3 separate regions of the Homo sapiens genome follow, and regions 1 and 3 are each linked to region 2. Evidence: chromatin loops called from intact Hi-C (ENCODE). Cell type or tissue: gastrocnemius medialis. All regions are shown on one strand. Region 1 overlaps PTPN14 (protein tyrosine phosphatase non-receptor type 14). Region 2 overlaps PTPN14 (protein tyrosine phosphatase non-receptor type 14). Region 3 overlaps PTPN14 (protein tyrosine phosphatase non-receptor type 14).

Region 1 (2,500 bases), 77 kb before region 2:
TGATTGTAAGTTTCCTGAGGCCTCCCAGCCATGCTTCCTGTACAGCCTGCAGAATTATGAGTCAACTAAACCTCTTTCCTTCATAAATTACCCAGTCTCAGGTAGTTCTTTATAGCAGTGTGAGAATGGACTAACACAGATACTAACAGGACTTAGCTCACAGTGTCACTGCAAAGGCTACTTGTGTTAATACTATCAGGCTCTTAGAATAGTGCGTATACATGGTAAACACTAGACACAAGTTAGCTGTTACGATATTATTTTCAATGTTGTCACCATCACCACCTCCTCCACCACCACATCCTCCTCCTCCTCCTCTACCATCATCCCCATCTCAATTACCTGTAGGACTGAGCCTAAATGACAGTATATTGTCTGATATGTTCAAGTCTGGGGATATGACAAAGAAAGTTCTCCTGGTCTTCAATGAAAGGGTCCCAGCTGGCTTAAAGATTCATTCACTCCCACAGGCTCTGCTCTTAACTGCCCCCAAGCCAAGGAAGCACAAAGCAGTTGACAATTGCTCAATCTTGTCTAGAAGACATTTTCTCCTCCTCACTTTATGAAGGAGGTATAACTTACTCAGAAAAGCAGCAAGATCAAGACATCTGCCCTTTGGCTACTGAGATCCTGACCTTTTGTAATTAGCTGTAGCTGGAACAGACAGCTACATCCAAGGGACTGAGTGTCCTGCAGACCATAAAACGAGTGCTTTCTGAAAAACTCTATGCACCTTAAAAAGTCTCAGCTAACACTCAGTGACCAAAAGCACTGGGCCACAGGGAGGCTTCCCAGAGCAGCCTGGGACAGCTGTCCCCACTCCCCACTGCACAGCTACCAACCTCATTGTAAGTGTCTGTGTTTCATTGTTTCTGCTCAACTTTTCTGTGTTTAGAATGAGACTGAGAGGGACAAGTCCAGGAAAAAGAAAGGCCATTTCATTGACAGAATTAAAACTGCATGAATTACAGACTAAAATATAAAGTATGCTAAATCCAGAAGCTGTGGAAAGAAGGCAGGGGAGTTTGGACAGGAGAAAAATGGTCCCACAATTTAATATATATTTGTTAAAATCTTTGCTTGAAACACAAAATAAACTAAACATGGTCTACTCTTCTCCTGAAATAGGGGCTTGGATCTTACTAGCCAGGCCTGAACAGTACCAGAACAAAAGGAGAGCATTTCTCCCCGCTAACCATCTACCAATAGCAACCATGGGAAATAGGACAGATAAGACTGGCTATATTTGTGCTAGGGGAAGAGAAGTGAAAAATATGAGTCATCTTGCTATCTTTGAATATCAATGGGAACAGAAGTTCTTTTTGGGTTGACCACGTCCCAGCAAAGAATGTTCTGGCATGCAGTTGGGCACTGAGGAAATCCGCTATGTTTGGACACACCATAGAGCATTTAACCACCCTGAGCCTTCACCAAGTCCACAGGAGGCCACACTGGCCGAATCCCTTACTCCAAACTGTTCCGGATTTGATATGCTTGTCTGTGCTCTGCCAGACCAGTAACATCTGGTGTTCAGTGAGCCCCCATGTCATTGCCTCACTGAGGCTCAGCCTTTGATGGGTCTCCAAAGAGCTCAGAACAGAATAGTCTTTCGTGTCAGACAAGACAGAATGGCTTCTTGAGTTGAAAAGGGGAAGTAGGGAGCGGAGCACAGGGAATGGGGAAAGAAGTGGAGTGGCCAGGCTTACGCCTGTAATCCCATCAACTCAGGAGACCGAGGTGGAAGGACTACTTGAGCCTAGGAGTTTGAGGCCAGCCTGGGCAACATAGCAAAACCCTGTCTCAAAAAAAAGAAAAAAAGAAAAGAAAACAAGGGGGGAATTTGGTGACAAAAGTGATATGAAGGGAAGGAAAGGACGATTAGGTGGGGAAGGTGATGATGAGGCCCTCAAGCCATGCACACACTGATTCTACCTCATCTTATTTTGTCTTCCTAGCAATGGATGGATTGAGACTCAGTGGCAGGTTACTCATTGTTCTAGAGATTTCTAGAGACCTCTAGTAGTGATGGGAATAGAGAGGCAAACAATAAAAAAATCCTATGTGGGGCAAAATGGTAAAAACTCAGAGGGCAATGACATTTCTGTTATGTAGTCTCAACTGATTCCATGATGAACATTTCGCTCAAGCTTTGTTTTATGTTTTTCTAACATTGGGCTACAGTTGGGATTGCCCCTTTTCCAATTTTTAGCAGCACAAACATTCATTCCCATGGACAGACTGGAAGATTCTCAAAATTATCTTTTCATGGGCAGAGAGTTTAATGTCTAAGCTTAGCATTCGTTGTTTTCCTGGATGATTCAATATGACAAACTTCATGTAGCAATATTTAATCTGATTTTCAAACGATTCATGCTATTGAATAAATAGGTATATTATCATATAAATTCCTCCACAGAGTTGCAACAAATCATTCTGTAATTTAAAAACTACCAAACCACAAGTTTCCTTTAATTTTTCAAGCCATATAATTTGAAAACTG
Region 2 (2,500 bases):
CACTCGGCACAGGACAAAGCACCAGGCCGCGTCCTCTGCAGCAGATCTGCTCCCTCATATGGGACTGGAATGAGGGTGGGGAACCTCCCTGGGAATACATGTCTATGATAATAACACAAAATGTTTGCTTAAATTATTGTTTGCAATTCCACTTTTGGGAATTGCCTGAGGGAATTAGGGACAAATTTGAAGTTATCTTCAATAATATCAAATCATTTGTTTTGAGGGAGTAATTCTGAATTTTGGAAATCGCCAGTCAGTACAAAATTTGTACTCAGTAGAGTTTCTAGTAGGGTATGGTTTACAGTGATTTGGGTTTTACTAATCATTAATAATGTACGAAGCCTCACAGTGGCATTGTAATGTCTCAACCTGACTAGGCTGCACTCCATTTCCCAGAATGTTCTTCCCCTATGTTTCTGGTTAGTGTGGGTCACAGAGAATCTTCTGCCAGGTGACTGATACCAGCACAGCTCTCTGAGGGATGCAGCAGTTTCCTGCTACCTTCTAGTATATCTTTTCATTTAAAAAAAACAAATATTATTTGAAGACCTACTATATGCTAAGCACAATGGCAAATGCTTTCTGAACTCATCCTTACAATAGCTATGCTAGCATCATCTCCTGATTCTAAACACAAGAACTTAATTTTGGGGAGTTTACAGAGCCTGACCAAGAAACAAACACCAGAGAGTGAGGTCTTCAAGTCTGTTCTCCTTCTTTTTCCTTTTTTTCCCCCTACTTCCCACATTAATGTATGTTCTCCTTTGTAGTGTTTTTTTTATTGTTTTATTTCCAGCTATTATTTTCCTTGAAGATTAAACCAAAAAATACTAGTTCTTTGCTGATTCCAACAATCATTCAAAACATACAGAGCTCTAGCAGATACATAACTTGCTTCAAATTTTCCATCAGTATCCTCATCAGTAGCTATCTTTTCACAGTTGGCCATTTTATTTCAAGGATCCAAATTACCGACCTTTTTCATGTTTTCCTTAGTTAGACCTATGGGTTTCTCACATTAGTCACTGTCATAAACATCTATCTTTTCTACCTTCTTCAAAACATTTATGCTGGTCAAAAGCATTTGCTTCCAACATTGCTTCATCTCTGTGATTTTCTACTAAAGGACCATGTGTCTAACTCGCATTTCAGTTAAACTTACGTCAAAGTTGCTGGGATTTGCTCTGAATAACGGTAACTCATTTTTATGCTGGCAGCAAACGTCAGGCGAAATGTCTACTCACTCTCCCCAGCTGCAAGCACAAGATTGACGAGCTGACCTTGAGAGTTAGGAGGCTGTAAACCGAAACATGTTGCAACATGTCCCGCTATGATTACGCCTCCTCTGCTTTTACAAAGTACACCAGAAAGCAGTATCATTATTTGAGTCACACCTGGTAACTTGACACCTGCTGACACCTTTCTACTGTTTACTTGCAATGTCTCAATTTTCCACCCTTCTAAAGGACTCAGTGTCATCTGAAAGCTTGGCACTTTCACTATGTGCCCAGGGCTGGAGATCACTGATAAAGACGTTAAATAAAACCCATTTTAGTTCCACTCTCTACATAATGCTCGCTATTTAAAGGACTCACTCAAAGAAGTGCCTGTTTCCCTCTACCCTTTGTTTCTTCTGTCTGAACTACTTCCTTCTCTTTGACAAAACTCATCCCTTCCAATTCCACAGTGTGTCTTAGCTGTTACAGCTAAGGGGAGGGGAGGGGAGGATTGGCAAAGACTTTTTGAACGTTTAAATAAATCCTATCTATGGGCTCTCCCATGTCAGCATGCTTGGTTCACCTAAAACCATTCCAGAACCACCTTAAGAGCCAGGCTTGTCACTAAACAGCTGTGTGACTATGGGCAGAGTCCCTTTATCTGTCTGTTTCTCAGTTTCTTCATCTGTAAAACAAAGCAACTGGTCTCTGTGATTTATTGATATGTGGGGTCTCATATTTAGATATAAAACTCTATCATTCTGGTCTGTCTTGATATAAGGCAAAGGGCTCTTTCTCAAATAGGCTGTGTTTGTTTAAGATTTGAATGATGTCTTTATTGGCCTATAAGACGCTTGGTACTCTTTCTATGCATGAACCTTTTATGGGTAATCAGAGATGAGACAGATATTGTGAGCAATAAAGAGAGGAAATCTGAATAATTTGAGCCATGGCTCTGCAGTAGAAAGTTGACAGGGACATATAATCTAGCCCTCCGGAGTGATCTTTACACAGAAATAAAGTTTTCAAATGAGCACTTAGGGAAGTTATACTCTCACACTCAGCTCAACCACCTACAGTCTCTTATAGGCAGCTAAAGTGTTAATACAGCTGGACACTGAATGACATAAAATCAACTGGGTCAATGAAGAGATATGGGCTGACCCAAGTACTGAGATGCACTTCAAGTTATACAGAAAGTGCAAGTATCGGCAGTCAGGACCTAAATACCTACAAGGCCAGACAGGTCACAAGAATGTGTAAATGCTGCTGACTATTAA
Region 3 (2,500 bases), 100 kb after region 2:
ACAAGGTTTCAACCCTGAGAAATGTTTGGAGAAGGTTCACAGGGAGCCAAGAGATGTTTAGGGGAGAGGCCAGACAAGGCTAGGAAGTTAGGTGTGATCAAGAGCTATGCAGAGCCCTGACTGTGTTCACACCTGATCTCACCTGCCCTTCCCTCCCACATCCCTGAGTATGAGAGATTGAGAGTTGAGGGGTTAGTTTCTTGATCTTGTCCAAATTTAGTGAAATGTGGAAGTCAACCAGGCCAATGACGGAATTAAATGTAAACTCCAAGAGGGCTTTCGCAGGCCACAGGGTTCCAGTGACTTGGGTAACAGATGTTATTCTTAGCTCATCTGTTACGTGATGGTGATTTACCTGTCCATTTCCTACCCAAAAGCCCATCAGAAAGCATTATTTAGAGAAAACCACTTTACATTGTTGTTAAACTCCTGATTGCTGCTCTTAAGAATATATACATATGTATTCATGGGAATATTTTTTCTCAATATTTGTATGATTCGCTTATTGTATTGTGCTGAGTGAGCTCCTGTGTGCTTCAGACAAAAATAAATGAGACTTTCTGTTTACATTTTTAAAAAAGAGCTGTGCAGAGCCTTGAGTGCTCTGCTAGAGAGTGTGTACTTTAATCATAAGCAGTTTTTAAATGAAATATTTTAGAAGGGAGAATGTAATAAACACACGTTTCCATCACTCAGCTTAGGAAACAAAACAGTATCACATGTCTGTCCTCACCTCCACCCCTGCTCACCATACCCTGTCTTTTGTGTTTATCCTTCTGGTATTTCCTTATACTTTTACTACACACACACACATATATATGTATGTATGTTATATGTACACACACATATAGTATGTATGTTATATGTACACACACATATAGTATGCATGTATATATGTAGTAAAGGTATAAAGAAAATGTGTATGTGTGTGCCTGTGTATATGTGTAAACAATATATGGTGGCAAGAAAGATTTTAAGCAGGAGAGCGAAAATATCAGACATACCTTAGAAAAGACTCTAGCATAGAAGGGAGACTGGTGCCCGCACCAAGAGAGGGGACAGCATACACAAAGTGGTGCCACAACAGGTGTCTGTCATAATGACGCGGGGGGGCAGCCTCAGCCTCACAGGGCATTCTTGGGCAAGGGGAAGGCAGACCTGCATGGACAGTTACAGGCAGGGACATGGGGGAGTGAAGCAGTGGCAGTTCCCAGGCAGCTGACAGGCCAGTGAGGGGGTGAGGTAGGTTAACCAGGACACAGGGCACAGTGAGGTCAATGCCAAGGCCAGAATGGCAAGAGGGCCTGACCCAGAGAGAGATTAGGGAAGGCTGCCCAGAGAAAGTGGTATTGAAGGAGGGCTTGGAGGGATGGTTTTGATAGGCAATGATGAGTGTTAGGATTTTTAGGCAAGGAAACAGCACAACATTAGGTGGAAAATGACTGGGCCTGTTCAGGAAACACCTGCAGTTTGGCATAACCCTGAGGAATAGTGGGACATAAATCTGAAGAAATCAGACGCCCACGTGGGAATCATTTGTGGAGAACCTTAAACATCAAGCTGAAGTATATACGTAATTCATGACAAATTCACTTTCATGACCATGAAATCTGCCTTAATCCCGTTGACTTAGGAGCTAAAATAACGGTGAGAGCCAAGCTTGTGATTTGGGGGGGAATATCAATGATATCACTGCTGCTTATTATAGTTCCATAAGTAGAACAGGCTGTCTTGGATATGCGTGAGCTGGCAAATCTGCCTTGACATGGTGTCATAGGGTCTCTCCAACTTTCTCTCACTGTAAAAACTAGTAACTTTGAGTTTGAATAATGGGGTATTCTGCCTTTTTCTCTTTTCTATATGATACAAAAGACAATAATGCATAGGACGGAAACTAAGCATATTCTAATCGGTAAATCCAAACCTGAAAGGTTTATATCTTAACCCTGAGATGTTCCTCCTTCCTAACCCTTCAGTGATATTTATTCTCCCATGATCTACAACATTTCCTAGACTTGAAAATGAGAGGAAAAATTACCATGTTTTTTAAGTATCCAAGTATAGCAAAATATTAAGAACCATAGTATGAGTAACTTCAGAAAATAGCTTAAAAATGGAATTTGTCTCCTCAAATGAACAAAGATAATAAGATATGTATAATACATACTGATATCTGTTTAATTTTTAAAAATTACATATAGTCATTAACAAGATGTAATTTTCCCAGAGCATAGTAATTATTTATCAAAGAATAAATAATAAATCACAAACTAGGCTGAGCTCTTATCCCTCAGGTCAGCATTTCAGAAATGCATTCATTCACTGATTCTATAACACGTTTTTTTTTTTTAGATGGAGTCTCGCTCTGTCTCCCAGGCTGGTGTGCAGTGGTGCCATCTCAGCTCACTGCAACCTCCGCCTCCTGGGTTCAAGTGATTCTCCTGAGTAGCTGGGACTACAGGTGCACGCCACCATGCCCAGCTAATTTTTGTACTTTTAG

The links. A loop is a pair of places that touch in the nucleus more often than their neighbours do. Peaks named below come from ENCODE experiments on the same cell type or tissue, not always from the same donor. Only the 100,000 strongest peaks of a DNase experiment are listed, where the experiment ranks them.
Region 1: it touches region 2 in a loop (2.3-fold over the local background); 4 of 110 quality-filtered maps call a loop at or near these places.
Region 3: a loop joins it to region 2, with 2.8 times the contacts of the local background. A loop is called at or near these places in 18 of 110 quality-filtered maps.

Annotation. Positions count from the first base shown.
Region 1 is chr1:214,361,035-214,363,534 of GRCh38, forward strand. All of the region lies in intron 18 of PTPN14 (protein tyrosine phosphatase non-receptor type 14), which reads right to left. Among named protein-coding and RNA genes, the nearest start is that of SMYD2, 81 kb to the left of the region's middle. In gastrocnemius medialis, no CTCF peak of the experiment used is centred here; a DNase peak (open chromatin) is centred at 1,377; H3K4me3 peaks cover 526 bases; H3K27ac peaks cover 2,500 bases.
Region 2 is chr1:214,438,318-214,440,817 of GRCh38, forward strand. All of the region lies in intron 3 of PTPN14 (protein tyrosine phosphatase non-receptor type 14), which reads right to left. Among named protein-coding and RNA genes, the nearest start is that of PTPN14, 110 kb to the right of the region's middle. RefSeq lists enhancers at 831-1,802, 1,117-1,456. In gastrocnemius medialis, no CTCF peak of the experiment used is centred here; a DNase peak (open chromatin) is centred at 1,324; H3K4me3 peaks cover 603 bases; H3K27ac peaks cover 2,500 bases.
Region 3 is chr1:214,541,301-214,543,800 of GRCh38, forward strand. The region is part of intron 1 of PTPN14 (protein tyrosine phosphatase non-receptor type 14); the gene reads right to left. Among named protein-coding and RNA genes, the nearest start is that of PTPN14, 9.1 kb to the right of the region's middle. In gastrocnemius medialis, no CTCF peak of the experiment used is centred here; a DNase peak (open chromatin) is centred at 1,131; H3K27ac peaks cover 2,500 bases.